Regions from separate parts of the Homo sapiens genome. Here region 2 is linked to region 1. Evidence: chromatin loops called from intact Hi-C (ENCODE). Cell type or tissue: CD4-positive, alpha-beta T cell. All regions are shown on one strand. Links, peaks and the distances in the headings refer to the core of each region. The heading gives the core; the rest is flanking DNA.

Evidence for each region. Hi-C counts contacts between places; a loop is a spot of excess contacts. Peaks named below come from ENCODE experiments on the same cell type or tissue, not always from the same donor. Only the 100,000 strongest peaks of a DNase experiment are listed, where the experiment ranks them.
Region 2: it touches region 1 in a loop (4-fold over the local background); 3 of 110 quality-filtered maps call a loop at or near these places.

What each region holds. Positions count from the first base shown.
Region 1 is chrX:13,499,257-13,515,550 of GRCh38, forward strand. No RefSeq gene overlaps it. Among named protein-coding and RNA genes, the nearest start is that of EGFL6, 62 kb to the right of the region's middle. In CD4-positive, alpha-beta T cell, for the core only: CTCF peaks have their summits at 7,538 (motif pointing right) and 7,741; a DNase peak (open chromatin) is centred at 7,545.
Region 2 is chrX:15,135,997-15,152,290 of GRCh38, forward strand. No RefSeq gene overlaps it. Among named protein-coding and RNA genes, the nearest start is that of ASB9, 130 kb to the right of the region's middle. In CD4-positive, alpha-beta T cell, for the core only: CTCF peaks have their summits at 7,557 (motif pointing left) and 10,690 (motif pointing left); a DNase peak (open chromatin) is centred at 7,505; H3K4me3 peaks cover 469 bases.

The DNA.
Region 1 (16,294 bases), core at 3,722-11,721:
AAATCTTTGACAATGGACGGTAGGTAAACCTGCCTGACTTTTGCTTGAGAGACAGATATTATCTTGGTTATACTTGACAGCAAACAAACTTGCCCTCAGTTCTGGAAGTAGATGTTCTTTCTACCTTTCAAAGGATGCTATACAAACATCCTTGACAAAAATGTGCAGAACAAAGGTTGTCAGCACCTCTGCCAGCAAGACAAAACTGTAAAGGTCGGTGGAGAATTGTCTCCCAACAGTCATTAACAAAAGCTCTATGTCTCTGTGTTCTATGTGTTGAGTGATTTTTACTTTCTATAGGTTTTCCAACTGGTAAATACTAAATTTGCCTCTTCACAAACCAGTGCACTGTGAACTTGTCTTTGCAATTAGTAACAAATAATTTTACTTTATTTCAGCTTTGTGTGCTCTCTTCTAAGAAAAATAAGCACTTTCTTCTTTTATTTCATGAAACATTACAGTGAAGAGTCTAAGGGTTTATTATTCTGACAGTCCTGCCAAGGCTGAAAATCTCAAACTGGTCCAAACGACCCAACTGTCAGTTCCAAGTCTTTAGCTCTTCTCCATGCAGTTGAAGTTCTTAGCATCCAGGAAAAGCAGGCAGAAGCTGTATAACTTAAAGCAGGGAGATAATCAATCTTGCTAAAGCTGAGATGGGTGTGGGTGTGTGGGTGTGTGGGTGCAGGGAAAGAAGCGGCACCAGGCAGGTGGGAACACTGAAAGCAGGTACTATATAAAGTCTCATCTGAGTAGCCAAGCAGTAGCAATAGTGTGGTGTCTGATGCCAGCTAAATACAATGCCACATAACTACCTTTTCAGTGCAAAAAATCATTTCTATCCTCTGAAATGCTTGTTGCCATCAGATGTCATGAGAACAAACTGACACGATAATATTTAAAGCCAATAGTAAAAGATAGATTTCAAGGGAAAACATATGGACTGAATTTGCTCAATGCCCGACTGTAAGCAAAGGAAAACAAAAACATGCACATTTCACATTGTCAAGGAAAAGGCAGAAGCATATCTTTACTCAAAATAAACATCGCCAGCAGGTGCAAAACATACATACGTTTACTCTCCACACTTGCTGATGCGACTGCCAAGTAAACATGCATGTAAGCTTGTAGCTGAGGATGGCAAACAGAAGCATACATCTGTCAAGAGAACAGACTTCACTCGTCTTCACTGGGTGGTTCACTTCCGAGGGGGCTCTTCTTCTAGCCGCTACTGAGTCAGGGTCCATGTCTACACAAGGGTTTAAAACAGGCTTATTTTCTATATATTTTAGGAGACTGGACCACCCCATTTTAATGGCCAGACTGAATGCATTCAGTTATACCAGGCTAATTATCATCCCACTCTGGACATTGTAATAGACTATGAATGTCACATCGCAAATGAATGTCACATCTCAAATCCTGCCTCTAATTTCCTTTTTCTCTTTGTCTCCAATGACCTCTTCTACTCCATATTGGCCACATGGTCACATCCTAAACTTTACCCTTCATCTGAAAGAACACCTATTGTCATCTGTGAAATCACAAATTCAAATATCTGGCACTCTGACTACATATTTCCTCTCCAATACTTTGGTTCTCCCAATACTTTGGTTCTCCTGCCTCAACAGGCCCATTGGTCCCTAAACTTCCTCCCTCCCAGACACTCTCTTCCTTTCTTCACTTCCTTTCCTATCCAGCTCAGATAACTTGGACCTACATTTCAACCATTCTTCTGCCAAGGTCTTCATTCCCCTTGCCTATTGTCCAGCTCTCCAATCAATTTGTCAAAACCCCATCCTCAGTGGGTCCAACTGTCTGCCTCTTCTAATGCTACTCAGCAGAATTAGAAAAAAACTATACAATCTCTCAGATTTGCACTACAACAAATTTATAGGATCCAAAATCAGTTGGGTCTTCAATGTTGCTACAATCTTTGTGTTTCCTTTGTCAAATCTTCGTCCCATTTTCCATATCAACCATTTAAAACATTCTTCCATCTCCATATGTATATAATGATATATATACATAATGACAAGCAATTGGAACTAAACTATGTCCATTGTAAAGGGATTAATTAAATAAACTATGATACGTCTACAAAATGGAATAGCACCTATCAATAAAATGGAAAGATCTCCAGGATATATTGTTTCAAGTGAAGGTTCAGGATAGTGTTTGTCATTTCCTTTATCCAGATGGGCTAAATTACGTGCAGTGACAAATAAACTATGACATTGTTACCAAAACTCCAGCTGAATCTTCTGTGTTATTGGCAAAAATACCCATGTATTTAAGGTCCTTAACTGAAGTGAACACCTAATATGCACAAGTTATAAAAGTGGTTAACAAGGACATAATAACTAGCTCTGTCTAATATTTCAGTTCTCATAAGTAATCTAGATAAACTGCTAAAAATGAATAAAATATAAATAGGATAAACACTATAGGTGAACTTTTTGTGTAATTTAAAAACTTGATATTATTTTGGATGCTCAGTAGATGTCTGCATCATTTCCAACTAAGAAAGGGTGATGATATGGGGAAACAAGTTTGTTCTTTTTTAAAATTATGGAATGTTCTCATGTATTAAATGCTAATGTTTGATAGACAGTTCAGGATTTCTTCCTAGGTTTTCACTAAAATTTAAGGTTACTAAGAATAAGAATTCTAGTTAATACATAATTCTGTATATAAAATGTGCCAAAGAAGATGTGTTCTCATTGAGAAAAATAATAATTTTGTCTAATTCAGAAGTTATATAAAGGTGAATTCAATCACACCTGTAATCCCAGCACTTTGGGAGGCCGAGGCGGGCGGATCACAAGGTCAGGAGTTCAAGACCAGCCTGGCCAACATGGTGAAACCCCGTCTCTACTAAAAATAGAAAAATTAGCTGGGCATGATGGCAGGCATCTGTAATCCCAGCTACTCAGGAGGCTGAGGCAGGAGAATCACTTGAACCCAGGAGGCAGAGGTTGCAGTGAGCCGAGATCGCACCAGCCTGCGTGAGGGTGAGACTCCATCTCAGAAAAAAAAAAAAAAATTGGACTTGGAAAGGTTTTTTATGAAACAAGATAAAAAGGAACCAGTAAGTAGGGGAAAGAGATGTGAAAAAGTTAAGACTGGCCCTCTATGTTAGAAAAAGTTTTCCTTAAAATACTGATTTGCTGTTAATAAAATTACAAGAGGTTTTGATTTTGATTCTATAATCTGTTTCTTTTTGGAAACTTCTCAGATTCATATCTCAGAAGTGCAACTTTGTTGTGTCTTGCTGCTTTCAGCCTTTTTTCTCCCCTTCAAAACGGCTGAGATAACCCTCTCCTTCAACTTTTTCACCAGCTCATGTAATTTTTTTCCTCCAGTTCTACCTGCTGTTGTAGCCTGATGCTAAAATGTTTTTCTTGAAAGTCTAGAAAAGCAGTGTTTTTCTCCAGCATAACTTGATTCATTTGCTCAAAGTACTAGTTATCTAGTTTCTTGTTTCCTCTATAACATAAGGTTCACTCATGACCCTGGACATGCTCTTCCTGTGTCTGATTAATTCAAGTACCCTTTTCATCAGGTTTGACTTTCAGGTTATTTAAACGTGCTTCCCCTAAGGAGTAGCAATCACACTGCAGAAGGGCTTTCTTTGCCTTTTAGTAACTGGCCTAAGAAACAGATTTTACGTTTTATCACAAGAATTTCTGTGTCATCATTATTATTAGGTATTTGATTGCTTAGAAAAACTGAGATTTAAAAGAATTAAGGTTTTTCCATCCATGTAACTTTCTGCATTGTTTTTGAAGTCCTTGTGCTGTTAAATTATAGGGCTTTGACTCCTGGGTCTGAAAAGGGCGCTGACACCCGCTAAATTTTGTTTGTTTGTTTTTAATTTTTTTAATTTTAAAAAATGTTTATGGGTTCAAGGCAAGTATATATATTTATGGTATACATGAGATACTTTGATACAGGCATGCAATAAGCAATAATCACATCATGGAAAATGGAGAATCCATCCCCTGAAGCATTTATTCTTTGTGTCACAAACAATCCAGTTATACTCTTTGAGTTATTTTAAAATGCACATTTAAAGTATTAATGACCATAGTCACGCTGTTGTGCTATCTAATACTAGGTCTTATTCATTCTTTCTATCTATATTTTTTTTGTACCCATTAACAATTCCCACTCCCCTCACCATCCCGCCAACTACCCTTCTGCCTCTGGTAGCCATTCTACTATCTCCTTGAGTTCAATTGTTCTGATTTTTAGATCCCACAAATAAGTGAAAACATGCGACGTTTGTCTTTCTGTCTGACTTATTTCACTTAACACAATGATATTCAGTTCCATCCATGTTGTTGCAAATGACAGGATCTCATTGTTTTTTATGGCTGACTAGTACTCCACTGTGTATATGTACCACATTTTCTTTATCCAGTCATCTATTGATGGACATTTAGTGTGCTTCCAAATCTTGGCTATTGTGAACAGTGCTGCAACAAACATGGGAGTGCAAATATCTCTTCAACATACTGATTTCCTTTCTTTTGGGTATATCTCTAGCAGTGGGGTTACCAGGTCATATGGTAGTTCTAATTTTAGTTTTTTGAGGACCATCCAAACTGTTCTCCATAGTGACTGTACTAATTTACATTTCCACCAACAGCATACAAGGGTTCCCTTTTCTCCACATCCTCGCTAGCATTTGGTATTACCTATATTTTGGATAAAAGCCATTTTAACTGGGGTAAGATATCAATGTAGTTTTGATTTGCATTTCTCTGATGATCAGTGATGTTGAGCACCTTTCCATATGTCTGTTTGCCATTTGTATGTCTTCTTTTGTGAAATGTCTATTCAAATGTTTTGCCCATTTTTATGGGATCATTAGATTTTTTTTTTCTATAGAGTTGTTTGAGCTCCTTATATATTCTGGTTATTAATCCCTTGTCAGATGGGTAGTTTGCAAATATTTTCTCCCATTTTGTGAGTTGTCTCTTCACTTTGTTGATTGTTTCATTTGCTATGCAGAAGCTTTTTAACTTGATGTGATCCCATTTGCCCAATTTTGCTTTGATTGCCTGTGCTTGTGGGGTATTACTCAAGAAATATTTGCCCATTCCAATGAACTGAAGAGCTTCCCCAATGCTTCCATTTAGTAGCTTCATAGTTTGACATCTTAGATTTAATTATTTAATCCATTTTGATTTGATTTTTGTATATAGCGAGAGATAGGGGTCTAGTTTCATTCTTTTGCGTATGGATATCCAGTTTTCCCAGCACCACTTATTGAGGACACTGGCCTTTCCCCAGTGTATGTTCTCAGCAGGTGTTACCTTTTCAAGTCAGACTGCCTGGGTTCTTCATTTTGGCTCAATGATCTATTTGCTTCATGACTTTGGGCGAGTTATTCAAGACCCCTGGCCTTCAGTTTCTTTATCTGTAGAATGGGTACCACAACAGCAACTATCTCATAGGTTTGTTGGTAGAATTCCACGAGATGGTACATGTACTTTGCACCTAGGACTAAGCACTTGAACTAATACCTGGTATATAGTAGGCCCCCAATCTGTGTTAGTTACACTGCCTCTGGTATAAGGGCAAAATAGCTGTGCAATAAATGTTAGCTGTTGTGATTACTTAAGCCTCATCAAGACACTCTGGGGACATTTTGAAAGGAAGGGTGGCCAGGCGTGGTGGCTCACACCTGTAATCCCAGCACTTTGGGAGGCCGAGGTGGGTGGATCACTTGAGGTCAGGAGTTCAAGACCAGCCTGGCTAATATAGTGAAACCCCGTCTCTACTAAAAATACAAAAATTAGCTGGGCATGGTGGCACGTGCCTGTAATCCCAGTTAATGAGGAGGCTGAGGCAGGAGAATCACTTGAACTCAGGAGGCAGAGGTTGCAGTGAGCTGAGATCACACCACAGCACTCCAGCCTGGGCGACAGAGCAGACTCTATCTCTAAAAAAAAAAAAGAAAGAAAGAAAAGAAAAGGAGGGTGGCTTCTCCTCAGACCCCTGCTTTCTCCCTTGTCATTCAATGATTGGGGAAGATATGAAGGTCCAAAGAGTCATAAGCATTGGAGAGACACCAGAAATGTGTTATCCACTCAGTCCCTTCCTCTAGGAAGCTAATTCTAGAGGAACCCAGGTGGCCTTCCCTCCTGAGCACCCATCCAGCTCTTCTCCAAGCACCAAACCTTTACCAAGGAGGAGGAACATGAGAAGGTGTGGTCTGTATGGTGGCCCCTAATGACTAACTTGCTCTCCTTCTCTTTAATTCAAGTCACTTTCCTCTCAGTCCCTCCTGAGTGGGGGTGATACATGGCACAGGAGCCATTTGTAGGCTCCAAAGTCATTGAGTTGTCACCTGCACACTCTACCTTCTGAAGCTGAGCACTGGGCTCATTCTCCTAGCACCCTTCACCTAGTAAAACTGCATGTGCAACATTATGACGGTAAGATAAATCGGACATAGCTGACTGCATCTTACTTCTGACCTCCACACTGTCCTTGGTCATTCCTGAGCATGGACCAAGCTAACTTTGAGAGGAATTTAGTTTATAGTTTAACTTGAAAGCAAGGATGATAATAGGCCCTACATAAAACTAATGCCCTCCTTGCTCAGGACCGAAAACAACCCAGGTAAGACTAATGATAGGCAACAAGAACAGGATTTTGAGGGGGGCCTGAACTCTGCTAAAACGTAGATGTAGTTTCCATAATCCCTTCCTGCTCAGGAGTCGTGTGGCCAGAGGTCACAAGATTTGTGACTTCCCCAATTGCTCGTATAGACAACATCGTTATTGTAGAATTTAGGATTGGTTTTTTGAGACATCTTTCAGACTGACCCCATACGGACTCATGACTCATGACTCAACTGCCCCTGTGGTCCCATCCAGAGGCCAATTCAGTGTATCAGGACAGTTTTCCACATCTCTATAATTTCATCCCCAGCCAATTAGCAACACCCATTCTCTAGCCCCCTGCCCACCAAATTGTCTGTTAGAACCCTAATCTCTGAGCCTTTGGGGAGATGGATTTGAGTGATAACTCCAGTTCTCCCATGTGACCAGTTTCATGTCAAACTCCTTCTCTACTACAATGCAGCAGTCTCAGTGAAATGATTTGTCTGTGCAGTAGGCAGGAAGAAACTACTAGGCAGTTACACTAGGACCCACTTCCAGAGCGTATGACCTGTGCAGTTTCACAAGGCCCTGCACTCAGATGGGCCCTGCACTTGGCTTGATGGTCTAGGTCATCTAGACCATCTAGAAATTCTTAATTTGTGAACCAGGAGCCCCACATTTTCATTTTACACCGAGCCCCGCAAATTATGGGGCTAGCCGTTTCTTCTTCTGTAGAAACTTGATTCTAACCCCAGAACCCTGCCTGGGACTTGCTATTAAGGACTCTGTAGAAGCACGAGAACATATTTTAAAAATAAATAACAACAGCAAAAACAACAAAGGTAATTTTTAAGAAGGGAAAGATTGCTTTCCAAAATAAAGATGTCTGACATCGGCCAGCAGATGTCGCTCTTGCTGCGTGGCAGAAGAGGGGATTTTTTTAACAGGCCCCACTTATTTCAGGATTTTTGAGCCTTTAAGGAGGCTTGCTTCAAAGGAGCTATATCTAAGAACTTCCATTAGGACACTTTGATTTCTTTTGATGAAGATGTCATCACAAAAGGAAAGCCACCATCAACCAAATCTAAGTGGAAGAGCTGCAAATAAGAATTATATATTATTATTATTGTTATATATATATTATTATAATTATTATTCTTATAAAAAAGGTTTTTTGTTTTTTGTTTTTTTGAGACAAAGTCTCACTCTGTTTCCCAGGCCTGGAGTGCAGTGGTGCGATCTCAACTCATTGCAACCTCCGCCTCCTAGGTTCAAGAGATTCTCATGCCTCAGCCTCCCAAGTAGCTGGGATCTCAGGTGTGTACCACCACACCCGGCTAATTTTTGTATTTTTAGTAGAAATGGGGATTCACCATGTTGGCCAGGCTGGTCTCGAACTTCTATCCTCAAGTGATCCGCCCGCCTCGGCCTCCCAAAGTGCTGGGATTACAGGCATGAGCCACCGCACCAAGCCTATAACAAAGTATTAATTCAGCTATTTAAAAAATAAATAATGCAGCTAAGTGCAACTTCTTCAGATAGGTTGACATATCATTTTTAAACTGTATTGTTCTCTAGAACTGGTGGTTAAAACAGTGAAGAGTACCTGTAGTCCCAGCTACTCGGGAGGCTGAGGCAGGAGAATGGCCTGAACCCGGGAGGCGGAGCTTGCAGTGAGCCGAGATCGCGCCACTGGACTCCAGCCTGGGCGACAGAGCGAGACCCCGTCTCAAAAAAAAAAACAGTGAAGAGTAATAATATTTTCTCAATGTGTTCCCTGCTGTCTTGAAGGGTTGAATTTGTTGCTGACTAAAATGTCAAAGGTTAAAGTCGAGGAGAAATTCAATGCCTTTCATTCCAGGATTCATAGTGAAATGGCAGAAAGAATCTAACGTTTCCCTTGGATGTGGTTCCTAATTTGCTGGAAGGTCCCAGCTGAACATATACTCCCTGTTCAAGCTACATCATCCCTGTGTAAATAGATATTGATGAAGTAAAATGAATTGTTGCTAGAAAGACTATTGGTTGCTAAGACCAAGCTCCATTCTTAGGTAATGGGGTCAGTCTTTCCAATATGAAAATGTCACCAGTACTAAAGCAACAGTTCATCATAGAAAGACGGTCAAATAGCTCTCACAGTCTCCCAAATGAGTTATTTTATGTGTTGAGAAATTACAAATTTTCAACTGGAATTTATTATTGTGTTTAACACTGCAAGATCAGCAAAATTATAGTACATAATGCAAATATATCTGAAAACAGTAACGCAAAACCAAAGTGATAAAAGCTCCTGGGTTTCTTTAATGCAAATGGTGTTGGTTAGTCCATCATGATCCAACAATCCCTAAGTCAGCAGCCTGGGAAGCTAGCCTTCCAAGTTTCTGGGCCTGAACCAGTTACCCAAGATGTATGTGTAAAAGGCACATAATTTATTAAATATTATTTTGACAAAGCCAAACAAATTAATTATGCTTACAAGAGGATGCACAATATACAACTGTATTACATCAATAAAAGGTGAAATGCTACTGAAAGTAGAAATAGCCTTACCAAAATGGACCACAGGCATCAATTTGTACAATCATAGAGTGGACCGGGAGAGCTGAGCATCTCCAAAGAACATCCATCGATGACCTTCACTTCTCCTCTATGTCGACCACCATCTTCCGTAGCTCCACTCTGAATCCGCACTAACCCATCATTGCCCCCCATCTCCAGCCTCTTAAATCTCAAGCTGCAGTCTCTTATCCTTGCCTCATCTCCAACACACCTTCTCTTTGTGTTTATGGAAGAGGCTTCTGTTTCTTCCAGTTTAGCAGCCCACTCCTGGCATGATTTCTCTACCCAGCATAGATCATATGGCTGGCATTAAACATTTTCTCATCAACACACCCAACTCCCCTGTACCACTGTCCTACCACCAGAAGCAACCCATGAAACTCCAAACCAGGATCCTCACTCTGCCTTTGCTCTCCAGCACATGCCGGAGGTAATTCCACTACCTGCAGTAGGACAGGTTGGTGCAATCACAAAATCCTGGGCTCCAGCCCCAACTGATCCCTCAGGGAGGATGGAAACCTTTTTATCTATGCTTTGTCAGCTTTCTCATCCATCACCCCCTGACTGTCCAAAACATTTAATACTCTTCTCAATTCCCACACCTACCACTTTTAGCACATGGTTCACTTCCTAAATCTCCAGGAACAGAGTTCAGCAAACCCCAAACTCCATGGACTGAATCTATCCCAATGCCTGTTTCTATAAATAAGGTTTTATTGGAATGCAGCCATGTCCCTTGGTTTACTTATCATCTATGGCTGCTTTTGTGCTACGATGAGAAGGGCGAATCATTGTGATGGAAATTGTGTGCCCCCAAAACCCTAAAATAATTGCTGTCTGGCTCTCCATTTAAAAACTTGACCAACTACTGTTCCAGAACAGTTAGGCCATTAGGTATTGCTTGCTGCCTATTTCCTTCCAATCAATGAACTACTTAGGATCTGAACCTGTCCTTATCCTTTCCTATCAATCCCACAGGATGAGGAGTCTCTCCTCAAGGCCAACCCTCAGTCTCTGGTTTTGACCCTAACCCTTCTTTTCTGAAGCCTTCTCCATCAATCACCCATTCAGTACTCTGTGTCTTCATCCTCCCCCTCACCACTGGCATTTTCTTTAGGTCTATAAATCTCTTCAAGCTTCCCACTCTAACATGCCTTCCTTGATCCTTCCCTGTGCCCAGCTACAGTCTATCTCCATCTGCTCTTCTCAGCTCCTTGAGAGGGGTCATCTACACTAGCCATCTCCCCTTTACTCTGCAAGCAGTCTGGATTCTATCCCAGTGACGCCACCAAAGCTGATCTGAAATTGATGACAAATCACTGCCATACTATGAAACCCAATGAACTCTTTTTTGTCCATTTCTTAGTGTGTTTTCAGCTGTATTGGCCACTTGCTCCTTGACATTCTAGACTCACTTCTCTGCCCCTGACCTGACATTGCTTTTGCCCGCTTTTCCTTCTATCTCTGACTCCCTATATCTATCTTTTATGCTCTCCTATGTCCACTCTTTAAATATTGGTCTTCCCCAGTGTCTCCCGTGGCCCCGTGCTCTGCTCTCTCTATAATTTTTTTGCATATTTTCATGCACTCTTATGACTTTGGCTGTATCCTGTAAATGATGACTTTCCACTCTGCATCTCCAGCCTTAGCACTCTTTCAAATTAATATATCTGACTGCCTGCTTAGAAAGTTCCATGTGAACTTCCTTTGACCAGCTCAAGTTCAGCATATCCAAAACTGCACCCATCAACTTCCCCCTGGAACTGCTGTTCCTAGCCTCAGTTAGTACATCATGACTTACCAATCCCAAAGCTGGGAACTTGAAAGTCCTCCCTGACTTTCTGCTCATTGTCAGGCAACACATCCCACAGAGTTCATTTTCTAGCTGTAAGAAGTGTATCCATACTGACTACTTAATATGTGTTATGTGCACTGGTGGTTTTTATGGGCCTCAACTTACCTTTTGAGAGGACCCTAATGCACTCATAGATTTATGAAACCTCAGATATGACCCAAGTAAAGGGTCAGCTAAAAAATATCCTTCCACTATGGCAGATTGTAGTTCTTTATGGGTAAAATGAGAGGTTGGGACCATGTGATCACTGAATTCATTCCTAACCTGACAAACCAGTGTTCTAAGAGTCTAGTGAAATGAGAGTCAAGACTGAGGAAAGACCACATAAAATAACAGTAATAATGCAGCTGTAAATCCAAACATATTGACATGGAATGGTCTCAAAGTAAATTAAAATTTTAAAAGGGCACGTGCAGAATATTGCATAGTTGTTGTGCAAAAGTTTTTGATATGCAAAAAGGATATCTTAGGTCCGTTATGGTGGCTCACACCTGTAATCCCAGCACTTTGGGAGGCTGAGGAGGGATGATTGCTTGAGCCCAGGAGTTCAGGATCAGCCTGGACAACATGGTAAGACCTCATTTCTTTTTTTTCTTTTTTTTTTTTTTTTTTTTCAGAGGAAGTCTCGCTCTGTCACCCAGGCTGGAGTGCAGTGGCAGGAGCTCGGCTCACTGCAAGCTCCGCCTCCTGAGTTCATGCCATTCTCCTGCCTCAGCTTCCCAAGTAGCTGCAACTACAGGTGCCTGCCACCATGCCCAGCTAATTTGGTGAGACCTCATTTCTACAAAAAACACAAAAATTAGCCGGATGTGGCGTGCACCTGTAGCCTCAGCTACTCAGGAGGCTGTGGTGGGAGGATCATTTGAGCCTGGGAGGTAGAGGCTGCAGTGAGCTGTGATCACACCACTGCACTCCAGCCTGAGTGACAGAGTAAGACTCTGTCTCAAAAAAAAAAAAATGCAATGACAGGACAAGAAATAACTGTTTAATGTATTAAGCCCCTGAGAACTGGAGGTTGTTTGTTACCCAAATTAGTGTTAGTTTCCTTAATATAGTGACATGACAGAGAAGTATTTTAACAGAGTTGAGGAGATAACAGCTAGATTGTTGTGGGTTTAGAAATAAAAGGAGGGGTGAGGAAGTGGAGACACTGGGTTGAAATTGGTCTTTTGACAGAAAATGGAAGAAGTGAGATAAGAGAATAGCTTGAGAAGGAGGCAGCAGTATGGGACAGTTTTTCCAGAAGAGGGAGACTTGAACAAATATTTACACCTTAGCACACAGCACAGTACACAAGAGATGCTATAAGTAACTGTTGAAGTAATGAACAAATGTATGAACAAGTGAATTAAAATGTTGAACATATCTTACCACTTCTGAGGCAAATCTCAGGAATATTTTATTGGGGAAAGAGGAACACCCAGGAATTTAATGTAAATAATTCTTTTATTTATTTATTTATTTATTTATTTATTTATTTATTTATTTATTTATTTCAGACAGGGTCTCACTCTGTCACCCAGACTGGAGTACAGTAGTGCAATCACAGCTCTCTGCAGCCTCAACCTCCCGGGCTCAAGCCATCCTTCCACCTTAGCCTCCCAAGTAGCTGGGACTACAGGCACACACCATCACACCCAGCTAATTTTTGTATTTTTTATAGATTTGGAGTCTCACCATGTTGCCCAGGCTGGTCTCAAACTTAAGTGATCTACCAGCCTCAGCTTCCCAAAGTGTTGAAATTGTAGGCGTGAGCCTCCACACTCAGCCTAAAGAATTCTTTCATGAAGGGAAGCACATGATAAATGAAAGAAGACTGCAATGGGGTCAAAGGTCAAGAAAGAAATTTGGCAGCAAAATGAGAGGCACCTCTGAGCTAAGGGATCATTTGTCTTCTCAGCAGACAGGTCTGAGCGTGAGATTTTGTGAATGGTGTCCTCCTCTAAGGAGAGACTGTGGGTTCCTTGTGTTTCCCACAGCAGACTGTGAGGGGAACCTCCTGGATGCTTCCTGGGACCAGCCATGCAAGGGTCACTCTGGCCTGCATTCAATTTCTCATACTTTCAGGAATTACAGGCACTTTTCAAGTTAAGAAGTCACTCTAAAAAGAATCACGAAGACATACTGACATTGTGATAGCTGCAGACTTCTTAGGGACTCTCAAAGTGTGAAGGAAGGGAAGTAAAGGCACCAACACAGCTTCTTAGAGCCTTTCCTCCCTCCTCTTTAATACAAATGGTAGCACGTGGCACATGCTGCTATACCCTTTGCTTTTTGCATCTAACCATCATCACAGGTTGCTTACTGTGAGATGAAGATTTGTATGCAGGAAGTTCATTGGTGGGGACCCTGCAGATCAAGACTTCTGGGAGAGTAAAGGAAGTCAGACTGGGCAGAGGGAGGATTTGGGCTGCTATGCAAGTCACAACAAAGACCTATGCAATCCTGCGAGAGTTCTAGACTTGGGAGGGCTCTGACGAGTTGTCTCAAATTAGCACAAAGAGGCTAGGCCTTTATAACCTCACACTGATCAGTCATTAGAAGTGGGCTGCCCAAGAAAGGGGTCACAAACTTGGAGAGGTGGCTTTCTTCAGCCAAGGGCAATTTCCAGACGGGAATTCAGCTGTAAAGTGTCATTTGCCAACTTTTCCAGCATCCGAAGGGATAAGTGCTTCAGTCCTGGGGAAGTGGGGGTGGGGTTATGGCTTGGAGTCCTTTCCATATTGATATAAAAAGAGCTGCCTGGTTCTTTTTCAAAGATGCATGGTATTCCATTGTATGAATGTATAATAGTTTATTCACTAGTTATTCAACATTTAAAATTTTTTAAAAATTTTTTGTGGGTACATAGTGTATATATTTATGGGGTACATGAGATTTGATACTGGCATGCAATGCATAATAATTACATCATTGAAAATGAGGTATCCATCCCCTCAAGCATTTCTCCTTTGAGTTACAAATAATCCAGTTATACTCTTATTTATTTTTAAATGTATGATTAAATTATTATTGAATATAGTCACCCTGTTTTGCTATCAAATACTGGGCCTTATTCATCTATCCTAACTATTTTTTGTACCCATTAACCATCCCTGCCTTCCCTCCAGCCCCTCTGCCCCCAACTACCCTTCCCAGCCTCTTGAAATCATTCTTCTATTTTTTTTGAGACAGAGTTTTGCTCTTGTTGCCTAGGCTGGAGTGCAATGGCGCGCGATCTCAGCTCGCCGCAACCCCTGCCTCCTGGGTTCAAGCGATTCTCTTGCCTCAGCCTCCTGAGTAGTTGGGATTACAGGCATGCACCACCATGCCTGGCTAATTTTGTATTTTTAGTAAAGGCAGGGTTTCTCCATATTGGTCAGGCTGGTCTCGAACTGCCCGCCTCGGCCTCCCAAAGTGCTGGGATTACAGGCATGAGCCACCGTGCCCGGCCCATCCTTCTATTCTCTATCCCCATGAGTTCAATTGTTTTGATTTTTAGATCCCCAAAGTAAGTGAAAACATGCAATGTCTGTTTTTCTGTGTCTGGCTTATTTCACTTAACATAATGATCTTCATTTCTATCCATGTTTTTGCAAATGACTGAATCTCATTCTTTTTTATGGCCAAATATTACTCCATTGTGTATATGCACCACATTTTCTTTATCTATTCATCTGTTGATGGACACTTAGGTTGCTTCCAATCTTAGCTACTGTAAACAGTGCTGCAACAAATACAAGAGTGCAGCTATCTCTTCGATATACTGATTTCCTTTCTTTTGGATATATACCAAGAAGTAGGATTGCTAGATCATATAGTAGCTCTATATTTAGTTTTTTGAGGAACCTCCAAACCATTCTCCATAATGGCTGTACTCATTTACATTCCCACCAACAGTGTCTGAGGGTTCCCTTTTCTCCACATCCTTGCCAGCATTTGTTATTGCCTGTCTTTTGGATAAAAGCCATTTTAACTGGGGTGAGATGATATCTCATTGTAGTTTTGATTTGCATTTCTCTGGTGATCACTGATGTTGAGCACCTTTTTATTTATCTGTTTGCTATTTGTATGTGTTGTTTTGATAAATATCTAGTCAAACCTTTTCCCCATTTTTAATTGGATTATTAGATTTCTTCCTATAGAGTTGTATGAGCTCCTTATACTTAATTGACAGTTGGATTGTTTTAAATCTTTTCTATTCCAAAGTATACTATAATATGTAACTTTGAATTAAGCTTTTTCACATTTGTAGGAGTTTATCTGCATAAATTCCAGGGTAAGTTTCTAGAAGTGGTATTTCTGGAGCAAAGTGCGTATAGCAATGAGGGCCCTTCCAGCAAAACATAAAAGGAGGTTGAAGGGCGGGCAGGCAGTGAATCCTGTAAGGTCCAGTCGACTGTATCATGGACTTTGTTTTTGTTTTGTATCATGGACTTTGGATCTTAGTATATGTGCAATAAGAAAACGTTGATGAATTTTAAGTGGAAGAGAGAAATGATGCCATTTAATTTTTCCAATTAGGTCACCTAGATTGAAGGCCAAGAGCAGAGGGCCCAGAACAAAGTGCTGAAGAACCCCAACATTTAAAAGTTGAAAAAAGAAAACAAGCCAGTGAAAAAGATAGACAATGACCTAAAATGGACATAACTTTCATTGAGATGTTTGGCTATGAGTCAAAAAAGAGAAATAGCCTTCCTACTTCAATCTTCAATGATGGAGTCTATGTTCTGAAATAAAGTAGTTTTCCTGAGATTGTGTGAACTCCCAGAATTTGGAGAACATGCTCTCCATTGCAAACTGTGTGGGTGGGCCCTGGCAAGAGTGAGAAGCCTGTGTGTTCTTTCATCATATGGTTTCCATGCCACAGGTGATCTACTACTGAGTAAACCCGAGGGCCAACCAACATCTAGAACCCCAGCTTAGCAAAACTCCAATTCCAAGAGTTCGAGGACTCACAGTCCTGATTTTTCTAAGTTCTAAAAGGAGTACTCCCCATGAAGGGCTGATAGCAGCCCCATGAAAATGATTTATTTGAGTCACCAAAAGAATGTTTAAATTCCTAAAATCTTGCCAATGTCTATATTCAATTCATGCAGGGCTTGCTTAATATTTAATTGAGGCCTAAGAAAATTGCATGGAGAAGGCTTTGCTGGGGTGGAAGTTGGGGCACTGCAGTAGGGGCAGAGTTCTTAATTTCTTTTACCATTGCATGGTTTTATTTTAGAAAATATGTTTTGTAACCCACTGACACATCTGTTGGCCACATGAAGGTCAAATCCAG
Region 2 (16,294 bases), core at 3,027-11,026, 1.6 Mb after region 1:
ATGGGTGCACCAAAATCTCACAAATCACCACTGAAGAACTTACTCATGTGACCAGACACCACCTGTTCCCCCATAACCTATGGAAATTAAAAAATTAAACACACACACACACACACACACACACACACACACACACACAGTGAGATACCACCTTATCCCAGTCAGAATGGCCATTGTTAAAAAGTCACAAAATGATAGATGTTGGTGTGGATGTGGTGAAAAGAAACGCTTATACACTGTTGGTGGGAATGTCATTTAGTACAATCTCCATGGAAAACAGTATGAAGATTTTTCAAGGAACTAAAAGTAGATTTACAATTTGATCCAGCAATCCCACTACTGGGTATCCAACCAGTGGAAAATAAGTCATTATGTAAAAAAGATACCTGCACTCATATGTTTATTGCTACATAATTCATAATTGCAAAGATACAGAATCAACCTAAGTGCCCATCAACTGCTGAGTGGATAAAGAAAATGTGGGATATATATATATATATATATATATATATATATATATATATATATATATATATATCACTCGGCCATAAAAAAGAACAAAGTAGTGTCTTTTGCAGCAACTTGGATAGAACCGGAGGCCATTATCCTAAGCAAAGTAACTAAGGAACAGAAAACCTAATACTGCGTGTTCTCACATACAAGTAGGAGCTAAGCTGTGGATACAGAGGGGCATATAGAGTAGCATAGTGGACACTGGAGGCTCAGAAAGTGGGTGAGTGGGAAGGGGATGAGGGAGGTAAAATTAACTATTGGGTACAATGTACACTATTTGGGTGACAAGTACACTAAAAGTCCAGACTTCACCACTATACAATTTATTAATGTAACCAAAAACCACGTGTACTCCTAAACCTATTGAAATAATAAATGAATGAATGAGTAAAAGAAAGTAGTCTTATTTTAATGATGGAGTATGTGGAGCACAGAGACTGATTAACCTCATTTAAAAAAAATAAGTGCTCAATAAAATGACATCATCATCATCATAATATTTTTATTGCAATTCTAATTTCATTAGTAGAAAATATCTACTTAATATACCCCAGACCATTCATACACACAAGAGATAGGTCTAGATGGGATGCCAAGTGGAACAATACAAGTGTTACTTTCTTAAGCTTCAAAAGTAAAAGGTTTTGGTCATTTAATATTTAAATATCAAACTACTCACATTTTGCAGCTGAAGTATTCTAATCCTGAAATAAGCAATGAGCTTCATTCTGGAATAAGAAGAAAATATATGAGAACTCTCTTACAAAAATAGCAATTCTACTGCTAAGAGAAAAAAAAACATACTCTTGTTGCCAGTTGGTTTGCTGATAAGATGAAGTAGTTGAAAGAATGGTGGTTAAAGTTGCTAGTTGCTTTATCCAAATGATGCTGAAACACTCTGCATCCCTTGCTCTACAGCATTAGGACTCCCTTGTCATGGATGTTAAATGACCCACACAACAGGAATTGCACTTTTGAATGTAGCATTTGTATTGCCTGAGATAAAAGATGGGAGGCAACAGTGAATGGCTAAAAACTCTAAGCTATTATTAATATTAACAAGCTGATGTCAGGACGTGCACATAAACCTTTCCATTTTACTTGATTTTCACAAAAATCAGAACATTACATTTATTTTGCATATTTATTTAGGTTGAAATTATCTTTTGTTCACCTGTTGATCTATGAAGAAAACAATACCCACACATTGTATCTCTGATTTTAAAGGTCCATAAATAATCTTATGGGATAAGTGTCATCAAATTAACGAACAATTTCTTTTTTTGAGATGGATTCTCATTCTGTCACCCAGGCTGGAATGCAGTGGCATGATCTTGGCTCACTGCAACCTCCGCCTCTCGCATTCAAGCGATTCTCTTGCCTCAGCCTCCTGAGTGGCTAGGACTACAGGCACACAATACCATGCCCGACTAATTTTTGTATTTTTAGTAGAGATGGGGTTTCACCATGTTAGCCAGGCTGGTCTTGAACTCCTGACCTCAAGTGATCCACCTGCCTTGGTCTCCCAAAGTGCTGGGATTACAGGCATGAGCCACCCTGCCCGGCCAAATGAGCAAATTTTTAAATAAGTTAGTTATTTCCTTTTCTAGAGCTCCAATTAATCTTCCACTGTCATTTTACAGCTTCCTATTTATCACAATTTTTATGGATAAAAACTTTCTCTGTCTTCCCTTAAAGATACTATAAAGATTTTTATGACCCCCACCCCCAATCTCTACCAGAGAGGGCCTTCAACACACATTCATCTGGGCTTTCAAGTAGTTGTCTTTGGCTGCGTTCTCCAACAAATGAACCCTGAGACAAGTAAGATATTGGGGAGGCAACCTCTAGAAGCACTGGTAGGGGAGAGGAGAAGGAAAACAGGAAAGGGAAAGGGGAGATCACTGGATAGATTGCTGCTATGAGCAGCTGGATATCACTCCAGCTTGAGACCTCTGGCGATGATCTAGAACATGTCTCTGAACCTGAGGGGCACAGAAATTAGCATATTCCTCATGTTAGTCATTGGCTGAGGGTGTTCCTTGAGGCTTAATTGCTTGGCACACATGGCCTGTCCAGTGCATGAACAAGTCTGCTTCCATAGACAGAGAGTCCAGTATTTGCAGTAGAAAGCCTTTGAGAGTTGTATTTGTTTCCAATGACTACAAACTTAGTGGCTTAAAACAACATAGATTTATCATCTTATAATTTTTTGAGAGCAGCAGTTTAAAATGTGTTAGTAGGGCTGCATTCCTTCTGGAAACTTTAGGGGACAATCGGTTTCCTTGACTTTCCCAGCTTCTGCAAGCCACCTAGATTCCTTTGCTCATGGCCCTTCTTTCATTTTTAAAGCTCTATCTCTTTCTCTGATTCTGACCTTCCTGCCTTCCTATTATAAGGATCCTTGTGACTGCATTGGGCCTATCCAGATAATCCAAGATAATCTCCCCATCTTAAAATCATTAACTTAATAATGTCTACAAAGTCCTATTTTTCATATAAGGCACCATATGCACAAGTTCTGATGATCTGGACATGAATATCTTTGAAGGCCAATTGTTCTCTACCTACCACAGGGGATACAACAATCTTTTTTTTTAATTTTTTTATTTTTTTGAGACGGAGTCTCGCTCTGTCACCCAGTGTCACCCAGGCTGGATTGCAGTGGCGTGATCTCTGCTCGCTGCAAGCTCCGCCTCCCGGGTTCACACCATTCTCCTGCCTCAGCCTCCCGAGTAGCTGGGACTACAGGCTCCCACCACCACGCCCGGCTAATTTTTTGTATTTTTAGTAGAGACGGGGTTTCACCGTGTTAGCCAGGATGGTCTCGATCTCCTGACCTCGTGATCTGCCCGCCTCGGCCTCCCAAAGTGCTGGGATTACAGGCATGAGCCACTGTGCCCGGCCGATACAACAATCTTGAATGGCCAGGGGATATGTGGGACTCCAACGGGTTTCCTTCCAAAGATAGCCATTGGGGGATAAATGTGATTAGTTGGTCTTTGAATTCTTTATAGAAGGCAAAAGTAGGTGCTGCATAAATGACTGTTACTTTTATTCAATTAATAAAGACTGGCATTCTCCAGGTCTCCTGTAATGTTGAAAACCCCTAATACACATAATATCAAGGGGGATATCTGGTTGTTATTTTAGCATTAGACTTAAAATGTTTTGATGCCCAGGATCACAGAGGAAAATAGAAAGCTACAATTTCTATTTCATGTCAGTTTTATGGGGAAACAAAAAGCCTCAAGACAATCACATCTTTTTTTTAGGGGCCCATCTAATTTCAAGAAGTTTCATAGAAAAGCAAAAAAAAAAAAAGTTTTCCTGGGGAACATTGCTGTTCTGATTATGTAAACAAAAACAGCAAGCATCCACACAAGTGTCGAGAAATATAGGGAGATGAAAGTCAGAGTAAAGATTTTGCCTGCCATGATGGCCTCCTGCAAGATGAGCCAATAGCTTCAAAATCTGGAAATCTTAATTCTTGCTGAAAAGAATAAAGATGAATAAGCAGGAGGGGAAGAAACTGCAGCAGTCACCAACAAAAAGGGATAGCTATCCTTGCTGTTCTCTCTTTCCCTCCTTTCAAAAGGGGCTTTGAGAAAATTATTTCCATATTCTTTTTATGGTTCTAGAATAATATATTGAGTACTCTATTTCTGGAATAATTTATCTAGTGCTTCATATAAATGCAAGTCTTATGCTAGGTGTGTAAATTCGGAGGTGGGCAAGAATTGGGCTCTATTCTCAAGCTGATCAGTCCAGTTTGAGTAGATAAAGTTAAACAATTTCAGAACATTGTGATACTTCCTATTTGTGGAAAATTGAATTATTTGTCCCTAGTTTCTCACTCAACTGAAGTAGCATTATATACTCACACTCTTACTTCCCTGACCTCTTGACATTGGGTTTGGCCATGTGACTTGTTTTGGACAATTGGATGTTAGTGGCTATAATACAACCAGAGGCTTGAAATGTGTTTGCTCTATTGAGTTTGTCCTTTTGCAGTCTGGTGCATTGCCACAAGAAGGATATGCCCCACACAGTTACTGTTTCTTGATCCTGGGTATCTGAATGGGACATGTGGGGTTCACCCATGCTCTGGGTAGCCACTGGTCCAGGGAAGATACGACACATGTCAAACAAAACTGGATTCAACCTAGAGCCTAGATCTTGAGATCTGGAACCTAAAGCCTGGAACCTGGAGCCTGGATACCAGCCTAGCCCAGTCTAGTTGCACCCAAACCACAGAATTGTGAGCACTAGAACAAATGACTGTTGCTTAAAGGTATTGACTTTTGGGGTGGTTTGGTATGAAGCATTATTGTGATACACTATTATAGAAGCTGGGGATGGGGAACCCAGAAGGTGGAAGAAGGGAAGACTAGCGATCAGTACTTAGAGAAATCAAAATGGTAGCTGAGAAACAAAATGAAACACACAAAAATAGGAGAAAACATAAGAATCTTCCCATGGTAGTGCCCTCCCTTCCTTAAATAATAGAGCGCCAAATGAAGTCTTCCAAGAACTGGGTCATCCTGGAGACTGCAGACATAAAAGATGAGATGTGGTCCTGATCTGTGCCCCATGGGACCTCTCAGTGAGACCTCTTCTCTTCCACCTCTGCTCTGGGTCTCAAAAGGCCTTTTATAGAAATTAATTGGAAAGGAATCACAACCTAAAAAGCTCCACTTAGGCCGGGCATGGTGGCTTACGCCTGTAATCCCAGCACTTTGGGAGGCCAAGGTGGGGTGGGTCACCTGAGGTCAGGAGTTCGAGACCAGCCTGGCTCACATGGAGAAACCCTGTCTCTACTAAAAATGCAAAAATTAGCCAGGTGTGGTGGCAAGCACCTGTAATCCCAGCCTCTTGGGAGGCTGAGGCAGGAGAATCACTTGAACCTCAGAGGCGGAGGTTGCAGTGAGACAACATCATGCCACTGCACTCCAGCCTGGGCAACAAGAGGGCAATTCCATCTCAAAAAATAAAAATAAATAAATAAAAAGCTCCACTTAAAGAAGCCAAAGGGCAGAGCTTTTTTTTTTTTTATCGTTTAGTACCTGTATGTGATAATCTTCTCCTTGTGAAATTTGAAAAAATGACTCTAAATGACAAAACCAGTTTGCTACAGCAATACAAGTCCCAGCGTTAGGCACAGATACGGGATCATATTAATATGTTTTTGCTGCAATGAAAGCTTTTCAGTCACTGTAGTTCTCAGTAGCCTCATTTTAAAATGTGGAAACTAAGCTGGCAACCACTAACAGAAAAAATGCTATAGTCTTCTGACTGGATGTAATTTCAAAAAAAATCTGGAAATCTTTTTCTAAAAGCCCCTTAAATCATAGTATATAGGGGCCTATCATCCTTGTATAGTTTTTCTACTGATTAGATTTCTATATTTCAGTGAGACAAGTATATAAAACTACATCCCAGGTAATACTTTTGAAATACTCATCTCTGTCAAACCCACATTGCAAATACATTAAAAAATGAGTAAAGATGTCTATGCTAAGGTCTACATGGAAATATGAGGATGGGAGAATACATGTGTATTCAAGTGAATGTATATGCTAGGATCTCTGAAATATTGTTTCTGTCTTGAGTTGATTCCTTTCAAGCTTGAGTTACAGTTTGTGTGTATGTGCGATGCCCCTGAATTACTAGCTTGTATCATCTGAGCACAAGGTAGAGATTAAGAAGATGTCCTCTACACTTCCCCATGCACGCATACACACACGCAACTGGAAGGAAGTCAAAAAAGAGAGTGCTCCCAAAGGTCAGCGCAGTCAGCCCTGAAGAGGGAGGTCTCCTCCCTCACTACCTAACTATTCTGCATTTTCTGCTTTATCTTTCCCACTTTCACCTCCAAGCCCTGCACCAGGGTCTGCAAGTTTATCAAGTGAATCACACCCCAGAAGCCCTGTCAAGGCTTGCCCTTTCTTATCAAGCCTCCTAGCTCAGACTTTGAAAGATGCATAGTACACGCGGGTGGAGAAAAGGTCATTTTGAAAAGGGTTTTAATCAAATACGCCACACCAGTCACCTAGAGCCAAGTTGTTTTATGTGGGTGATTACACAACGACTCTTCAGTTCTTTCTGTTTCTCTTTCTTTCAGTAACTTCTTTGTGGCTCCAATTGAGATCTTCAGAGTGAGCCTTCACTATTTAATCTAGCAGCTGACCACAAACCATGTCACAGGCAGAAAAACAGAAGCATAAGGACTAACTCATCCTGAATTAATGAAAACTCTTGGAGGAAAGGGTTTTTGGTGTGTGTGTGTGTGTTTTTAAAGATCTTACAAGGAAAGCAAAACTTCAAATCAAAAGAAAGCTGTTGTCAGCTATGAAGGCAGCACTGGCAAAGTTCAGGAGACTAGCTGAACTCATTTTAAGCAATTCAATATAAAGGTGACTCCTTTCTGCCCTTTCTCACTTGGTTTCCCTCCTTCTGAATGAAAGTGTCCCTACTGTGACAGGTGAGGACAGAGCTCTTGAGTTGAAATATCTGCAAATGGTCTGTGTGACCTTGGATAATTGTTTTGACAAACATGAGACCACATCTTTGTATGGTATAAGTTCATAAAGACCTGTTTCAACATAAGCAAATAGAAGCCAAAATATAAGGAACGCATTGTATGTGCAGGGTTTGTATCATTGGAAGGTCAGACCATGAAGAGGTGGATTTGGCCTTTAGTTGCTGACTCCCACCCCAACACCAGCCCCATTCCCCAGCCTTCTCTAGGAAGCCAGCTCCCTACCACACTCTCCCCATTCTTGCTCTCAGTAATTTCTCCCCATTTTTAAAAAAACATAAATCTATACAATTTGTCCTTAATTGAAATGAGCCAGAGTCTCCCCCCTCACTGCCTTCTTATTCTGCATTTTCTTCTTTTTGTTTCCCACTTCCAACTCTCATTTAAAACAATCCTGGTAGTGGCGAGGTATAGTAGAGCACCAGTTCCGAAGCCTCAATCTGAATCTCATCTCGCCACCTAGTGGCCACGTAACCCTTGGCAACACACCTTTGGAATTGCACTTTTTCAGTTGAAGTGCGGTGATAAACAATTTTGCAAAGAGGAGTATTTTATAATAAAGTGAAATAATACATGTGGAATTGTTTTGAAAATTATCTATTACTAATGTGAAGTTATGATAACTAGTAAGTCCCCTTTTTATTGGGAGTTTGGGTTGGGATTTTCTCTTACTTGAAAATATAAGCACCACAAACACAGCTTCTAATTGATATTCTGTTTAATCTTCTGCCCCTTCCACCCCTTCATTCCATCTTCTGCCATCCAGGACTTAACTCAGATCAAGATTAACTCAGACCAAGATTCAGGAACAGAGCTAAGTCCTTAAGTGGCAAAGTCAAACCAGGAATTTGACTAACATGAAGAATTGGGAAGAACCACCTGGTGGCACTGAACCTCGTAGTAAATCCAAAGAAAAGGTAACTTTAAAGGATTCTGGAAGATGAAGCAACAGGCTGAGACAACAGGAATGGGAAAGAAAGTCTCAAACAGAGCTTTGCAGTGTGTCTGAGATCAGCCCCAAAGACCTTGTTTTCTTAAGGACATCTGACTGAAATGTATTTGGACTCAGCTGTGGATGTTCTGTAGAAGCAAGAAAAAAAAATGGTTTTTTTACTGAAGAAAAAGTACAATTCTGTAATCTTGTTCTGAATATGTTTTCTATCCTGAGATTCCTTGCCCATCAGGGAAATAGATTCTTGTACTTTGAACAGCTGCCTGAGAGTGGAATAGAAATTTTGTATAAAGCTGAGGCTCTGAGGAGACCTCAGGGACAGAGTTATATCCCCAAGGCTGTAGCTTTTATCAGTTTTTACCTCTTGTCTGGTGGTTACGGATGCAACTAGCTATGAATACAAAAGGCTTCTGTTTGGACATACTCCTAGCATTTTCTCATAGAAGAATTTTCCCCAAAAAATAATGGCGATAGTGCTGACCACTCAAAAAGTCAGAATCTATCCACTTCTGGCCCTAACCATTCAATCACAAGTCAAAGGGGCATGCATCTGAAGATCTCCTCATATCACTCATACAATGTTCCTTGATAATTTGGCACATGATCATTTTGGCCAAGTGAGTGGACTTGATTTTAAGGACACCAACACTACTGCCCGTTTCCATAGCCACGTACAAAGTGGCCCTGGTCTTCATGCAGTTATAAGCACTTTGAAGTCATCTAGGCATTTCCCTTCCAGTGGGCTAGTAGTCGGGAATTAATTTGGCTTGTGGTCCATATGTTGGGAATATGTAGTTAGGAGTTAAATTTTATTGTGATCAGGGGACTGTAGCAAGTCATTTGCAAAAGAATTGAATTGTCTATCTTTCTTGGACAGAAGTAGAAATGTTTTTAGATAAAAATATGATTATGATTTATTTGGATACAAATTTCATTCTTTCTCTCTCTCTCTCTCACCAAGATATCCTGTTTAGTGTTCTAGCAATAACTGTAGTGTGTAAGCTCCCCCCAAACATGTGAGCTGACGGACTCTAAATCTCTCAAAAGTATTAACTTATTGATCCTTAAACATCCACATCCCATGCTAATTTTAATTTGGTGTTATTTTAAATTAGCAATAAATTGACATATCTTTATACATATATATGCACAAAAAGGATAAATAGTATAACCAAATCAGCTAGTATTTTGCAGGCAATTTGTCTTGAGGCTGATGTTGGGATTAAGTTATAGCCAAATCAAGTAAAGATAAGAAGTACCAACCATCCAACCAATCTGCTCATCTCCTTTACATAGTAAAGTAGCCTCAGGCCATCCAGGCATTTATTCAATAAATCTAGTGTCCCACACTAGAGGGGAGAAAATAGTGACCATTCTCAAGACATGTACAGCCAAGCTGACAGCCTAAAGTGTGCCTCATCCGTAAAGTGGGGATAATACAACCTGCTTTAAGGTGTGTTGTGAAGGTAAAATAAAACAATATGAAATGTGACTAAATGAAATAATATGAATACATAAAATAATGTGAAATATAAAAAATACTGTGAAATCTCATAAGTTATTAAACTTAACAAGCTTAACACTTAACAAGTGTTAGGCATCATTCCTGCCTGTGGGTGATGTTATGAAGAAATTTGGCTAGTGTTCCAGAATGGATTACAGATGGTGAGGTTAGAAACTTATTCTTGGCAATGAGAATCTCCATTCGACTTGTTCCTGTGAAGCTGTGATAGCTATATTAGAAGTCAGTAGGTTAACATTATTTATACTAAAGGTAGTTGAGCTAGATGTAAATGATTAGATGTAAAACTGACAAACAGACCAAAAAGGAACTAGAAAAGTACTAGAAGAGAACATAGGTGTATTTTTAATCATCTGGGGGTGGAGAAAGCACTTCTAAATATGACACAAACTCTAGGGAGAAATATCTGAATAATGATAAATTTGCTTCTTTCAAATGTAACACTTCCACATATCCAAAAATTATAAATGCTAAAATAAAAATGGCAAACTAGGAAAAAATATTTGTTAACACATATAAGAGACAAAGTTCTTTCAAATCACAATGATAAAGATAACTAACTCAATAGATAAATTATCAAGGATGTGAACAATTCACAAAAGAAAAAAACTAAAGCCCAATAAACATTTGAAAATACGGTTAAACTCACTAGCAATTAATAAATTTCAAACAACAATAAAGAAGTAGACATCCATATATCAAAAAGTTTGGCAAAGCTTAAATAAATTAATAATATCCAATGGAGGTTATGAGTGGTTTCCAAGAATATGGTTTCATCTGCACATATTCTTGGAAAAAATATAAATTCATATAACCTTTTATAGTTCAAGTTGGCAATGTATATAACCTCTCAGTGGTATAATCTTTTACCAAGAAATTATTCTTCTAGGCATTTATCCTAAAGTAATATTTGGAATGATACACAAACACATAGATTCTTGTGTATTCACTGCTACTGTAGTAGATAGAATTGAGAATACTCCAAATGTCCACTAATAGAGATTTTGTTAAGTAAATTGTGGCACATCTATTTCCAGGGTTTCTCAACCTCAGCAATGCTGAACTCGTTTGTGAGGGCTGTCCTGTGCAGTGTAGGATGCTGAGCAACATCCCTGGCCCTCACTCATCAGTACCTTCTGCCCAGTTGTAACAACCAAAAATATCTCCAGAAGTTACCAACTGCCCCCTAGCGGGCAAAATCCCCGTCCCCACAACCCCAGCCCCTGGCCGCCGTAAATTAGGAATCACTAATTTAAGTGAATATGATTCAGTCTTTAAAAAGAAGGTATCAGAGCCACACATATTGGCATGGAAAGATAAGCATGTCATATTGTGAAATTACATAAGTGATTGCTGCATATTGTGTACCGTATAATTTGATTTGCATAAATAAAAATAATTTTGCATAATTATCTCTAGGGAAAAATCAGAGAGTCCTGGTAAATCATTGGTCAGCAGCGATGATCCTAAGCCTCTAATCATGGACATGGAGGAATGTCTGTGTTTGATGTGAACGCATCAGATATTCTCTGATTCTCAGGTTCTCTCCTCTCTACACAAGGGCATTCAAATGGGCAAGGATTCATGAGGGAGACATTCAAAACATTACAGAGAATAATTTCATGAAAATATTCTACTTTTCAAAGGGATCTAACTTTGGCTTTAAGGCCATTGTTTTTAAGCTTTTGCAAAATAGATTCATAATGATTTCTAGAAGAATTTTTGTAAGTGTGAAATTCCTTTTTCAGAACCCATCAACTGATATTTAGTTCACCCCTCACCCCTGCCTTTTCTCCAATCCTCTGGGCTTTTTTTCTGCTGTATTTACTTAGTATTTCTCTTTGTTGCATTTCATTCATTTTTGCACTGACCTTTCTTTAAAACAAAGAAAATGCAACCTTGGAACCTCGGAAAGACAAGCCATTTAAAACATGAAGGTCTCTAGTGCTTTTCTCAGGTGCTGATATCTATCTCGTAGACTACAGAGAAGAATAATTTTCCAGCCTTTCATTGTTTAAAAATAGGCAATGGTGATCAGAGTTTTTGGAATTTAAAATGTCTAGAGCTCAGAGAGTGATGGAGGTTGGGAAGCAAATATGAGTTGTCCTGCCTTATCTATCTTTAAATGAAAATAGAGAGGGTGACCACATTAGCTGTTGAATTCTCTAGGTCTTCAGTGTCAAATAAAATAATTTATTTGATTGAGAGATTTCTTTAACAGGAGGCCCCGTCTGTGATAGAAAGAACAAAATTAACTGTTATGCTTCATTTGTTTTCATTATCTACAAAACAGCATGTCTCTAAGATCAAACAGATTTCATTCTTTTCTTCTTAATGCAGCTTTGGCAAGTGTCTCTGAGGAGAGAAAAATCTACTTTCTCTTGCAGGCCAAAGAGCCTGTAGGAAATAAGGTAAGGGGTGCACTGGATTAGGGATTTTAAAACACAAATTAGATAGCATGATCATATTTAAAGGATAAATTGTTCAATAGACATCACACAAACTTCTAGAAATGTCAAATGTAGGAAAGGCGTTCCTGGAAATGATGAAAGAATTAGGTTATTGGAAAGAGAAAGATTAGATGAAAACTAATTATGTGCAAACAAGGAAACCTATATTCTGTTGCGTTGAATGCTCTTTGTATAAGCAATTGAGAATGAGCTTCAGAGTTTTTTCTTCCAGTGGGCTCTATTATTTCATACCAGAAGCAACTTTAAATAATTCAAAAGTGAGTTAGAAGGTAACACACACATAGCAGATTTTTACTAAGAGTAGCTACCTTGCATAATAACCAGCCCTGGAGGGTCTCACTAGGCACCATGGCTGAAAGACCACCTGTATACCAAAAAAGTTTCCAAATCTTTACCTCCACCTCAGCCTCACCTCTGAACTCTAGACTTCTGTATCTCAGGAACTCCTCAACATTTCCTCTTGGATATTTTTGTAGGCGTCTCAAACAACATGCATAAAACTTGCCCTTTGACTTCCATTGCACAGCTGTTGTCCCCAGTGTCCCCATCTTGGTAAATGGCTCCACCATTTTTTTAGTGACTCGAAATCAACCTCGACTCCTCTCCTTCTCTCTTGCCCCCAAGCAGTTAGTTCATCAGCAAAATCCCATCAGCTCTAGTTTCAAACGACACCTGAATCCAATCCTTTCTCACCACCTCCCCACTACCACCATCAGCTTTCTCACCTGAAGATCTACAATGGCTTTCAAATGGTGTCTTTGCCTCCACTCTTGTTTCCCATAGTTCTTCTACCCCTAGAGGTCAAGGAAATAAATTTAATGCATGTCAAATTCAGACATTTCCTTTCTCAAAATATTCCAAGGGCGTTATATCAATAGAAAAAAAGGCCGGGCGCGGTGGCTCACGCCTGTAATCCCAGCACTTTCGGAGGCCGAGGTGGGCGGATCACGAGGTCAGGAGATCAAGACCATCCTGGCTAACACGGTGAAACCCCGTCTCTACTAAAAATACAAAAAAATTAGCCGGGCGCAGTGGCGGCTGCCTGTAGTCCCAGCTACTCGGGAGGCTGAGGCAGGAGAATGACGTCAACCCAGGAGGCGGAGCTTGCAGTGAGCCGAGATCGCGCCGCTGCACTCCAGCCTGGGCGACAGAGCGAGACTCCGTCTCAAAAAAAAAAAGAAAAAGAAAAGAAAAAATCCCAAGTTTTTACCATGGCCCACAAGACTGACTAATTCAGCCCATGGCTACTTCTGTAATTTCATCTACTTCATGTCTCCCTTTTTTGCTACACTCCAGTCACACTGCTGCCTTGCTGTTCCTCTAAACTTCCAAGCACCTCCCTGCCTCAAGGCCTTTCCATTGGCAGGCCCCTCTGCAGGAAATGCTCTTCCATCAGTGAACCCCATGGCTCTCACCCTCACTTCATTCAAGTCTCTGTTCAGTGTCATCTCCCCAGAGCAGCTGGTCTTGGCCATTCTCTCTGAAAGAGCAGTCCTACCACTTTTTGCCCCTTCTCTGTTTTATTTTTCTTCACGTCACTTAATATATTTGTCATTATATATCTATTTGTTTATTAACCTCACATCAACCTTTTTTCTGGATTGTCTGTTGGTAGTCAGAACCATTCCCCCCTCACCTTAATCTGCTCTTTCCACAGGGGCTGGGGACCTGAAAACTACATTCTTCTGAGTCTCTTGCCTACTGTATTCCACTCCAGGTTCTGATAATGAGAATCAATGAGATTTAGAAGGCAAGAGCAAAGTAGAACCATCATTCCTTCTTGGTTGATGGCAGGCAGAATCACAGCACAGATGAGGTTTTGCAGCAGCTTCCTGCAATTCCTGACCTGGTCAGCACTGGCAACATCCTCAATCCATGAAACCTAGTGACAAGACAGGGATCTAGTGTGCGTCTTCTCTGGCTCCTCCCACCTTTCTAATTGTTTTGTAATACTCAATCCTTGCATTAAATTCCTTGAATACCTAGAGTGGTTTCTGCTTTCCTTACAGAATCCTAATACACTGCCTCTGTAAAATGTAATAACTTTGAGGGAAGCTACTTTATCTTTTTCACTCTCAAATCCTTCCCCTTCTCAGCCTGGCTCTGTGACCCTGGAGAGTCTGTGCTCTCTTGCCAACTGGTTTCCACTGAGTACAGCCAAAGTAAGGCACTGCAGAAACATCAAAAAGTGGGAGATACTTCTTATTTCCTTCCCACTTTTCAGTGTCAATAATAAGATTGAAGTTTTCATGGCAGAGGAATGTTCTTCTCTTTTTAACTATATTTTTCTTCACCATTATTTCTGATCATTCTTTCTTACGTTTCTAGTAAATGGCTATGCGTAGCCTCTTTTTTTTTTTTCTGTTTCGCTTATTTTTCCTCTCAAAATGTCCATCTTTTTTTTCTTTTAAACTTTCTCTTCCAGGAAAAGTCCACAATTTTGTCTTCTAAATTACACATTTTCTTTTTAGTCATGTCCAATGTCAAGAGAAATTCTAATAAGTACTTTAAATGATTAGTTATATTTTTAAATATAACTTTTAAAACTATACATATTTGATGTATACAACTTGATGAGTTTGAACATATACATATGCCTGTGCTTATGAAACCATCACCACAGTCAAGATACTAGACATATTCATCACCTCCAAAAGTTGCCTTGTTTCCCCATTCCCTTTTTTTGCCGGTGGTAAGAGCACTTAACTTGAGCTCTACCCTCTTAGATTTTTAACTGTATAGCACAGTATAGTTAACTCTAGGCACAAGGTTGTACAACAGTTCTCCAGAACATATTCATCTTGCATAACTGAAACTTTATGCCTATTGAACAACAACTTCCCATTTCCCTCTACCCCACCCTTTGACAACCACTAATATACTCTCTGCTTCTATGAGTTTAACTGTTTTAGAGATTTCATATAAATGGTGTTATGCAGTATTTGTTCTTCTGTGACTGGCTTATTTCACTTAGCATAATGTCCTCAACATGGATAATGTTCATGTTGAGGATAATGGATAATTATTCATGTTGTCACATATGGCAGGATTTACTTATATTTTAAGGCTAAATAGTATCCCACTGTATGTGTGTGTGTGTGTGTGTGTGTGTATGTATATATATATATATATATATGTGTATATATGTGTATATATATATATATACACATATATATATATCACATTTTCTTTACCCATTCATCCATCAATGGATATTTAGGTTGTTTCCCTATCTTGGCTACTGCGAATTATGCTGCAATGAACATGGGAGTGCAGATATTTTTTTGAGGTCCAGATTTCAGTTCTTTTAAACCTATACCCAGAAGGAGGGTTACAGTTATTTCTAATTACCAAGATCTTGTTTGCTGATAGAATTTTTTATTTAAGCTGTATGTTCTGCTTATGACTGCAATATTTGTTTTAACTTCCTGAGATTATTAATCAGACTTTCAGTTCCTCTTCATTTCATATATACATACATTCATACTTAATCCTGTAGGTTCATTGCTGTGCTGATTTGCTTTGGAGCCCATCTTTCATGCTGTTGGTGATTCTTGGCTGCCCATTCCTGCCTAGAAACAACAATATAAATTGATGAATATTGATACCTAGTGACAGTTTCTTCAGCAACAGAGGATCACTGCTCCCCTGGCATTCCCCGCCCCCACCCCACACTCCCTCCCACATTTCACCTATGAGTAAGAAGTCAGGCTTCCTGTTGTGTCTTGATTTCACCCTTTGTGTGGTGTGTGAGTGGGAAATGGAAAGTGACTTCTCATGAAAGATATATAGCTGGAGGACAGGAGTCTGAAGATGTCTCTCCACCGAGGAAATAGCAAGTTTCTCTGGAGTTGAGTTCTTGAAGGATTTTCACCTCCACCAGAGACAACTTCTCTTTTCTTTACCATGTTAATTGTGGCCACAAGTTCCCTGGACTCTTTTTTCCCCTCTGGCCCTATTGACCATACTAGGAACTCCCAGCAGACACCCACAGTGGTAGTCCCTCTGTAGTCACCCAGCCGCTCCATCAGACACCAAGTAATCTTGTCTGTCCCTCTGCAGCCTTAATCTTTCCTGTGAAATCCTTTCTACTCACTTCTCTGCAGTCTCCTCACCGGCTTGAGTGGGTTTGAGGATTTTCCCCTCTGCTTTTTCCATTAGTACAACTCAATTTTTTAAACTCCCAGATATGCCTCAAAATGTATGATCTGATGGTGACACCAAAGCCTTTTTCCAGAGCTTCCATGAATTTACTATAATTCTTACAATTCTCCAACACATCAATAGAGTTTTCA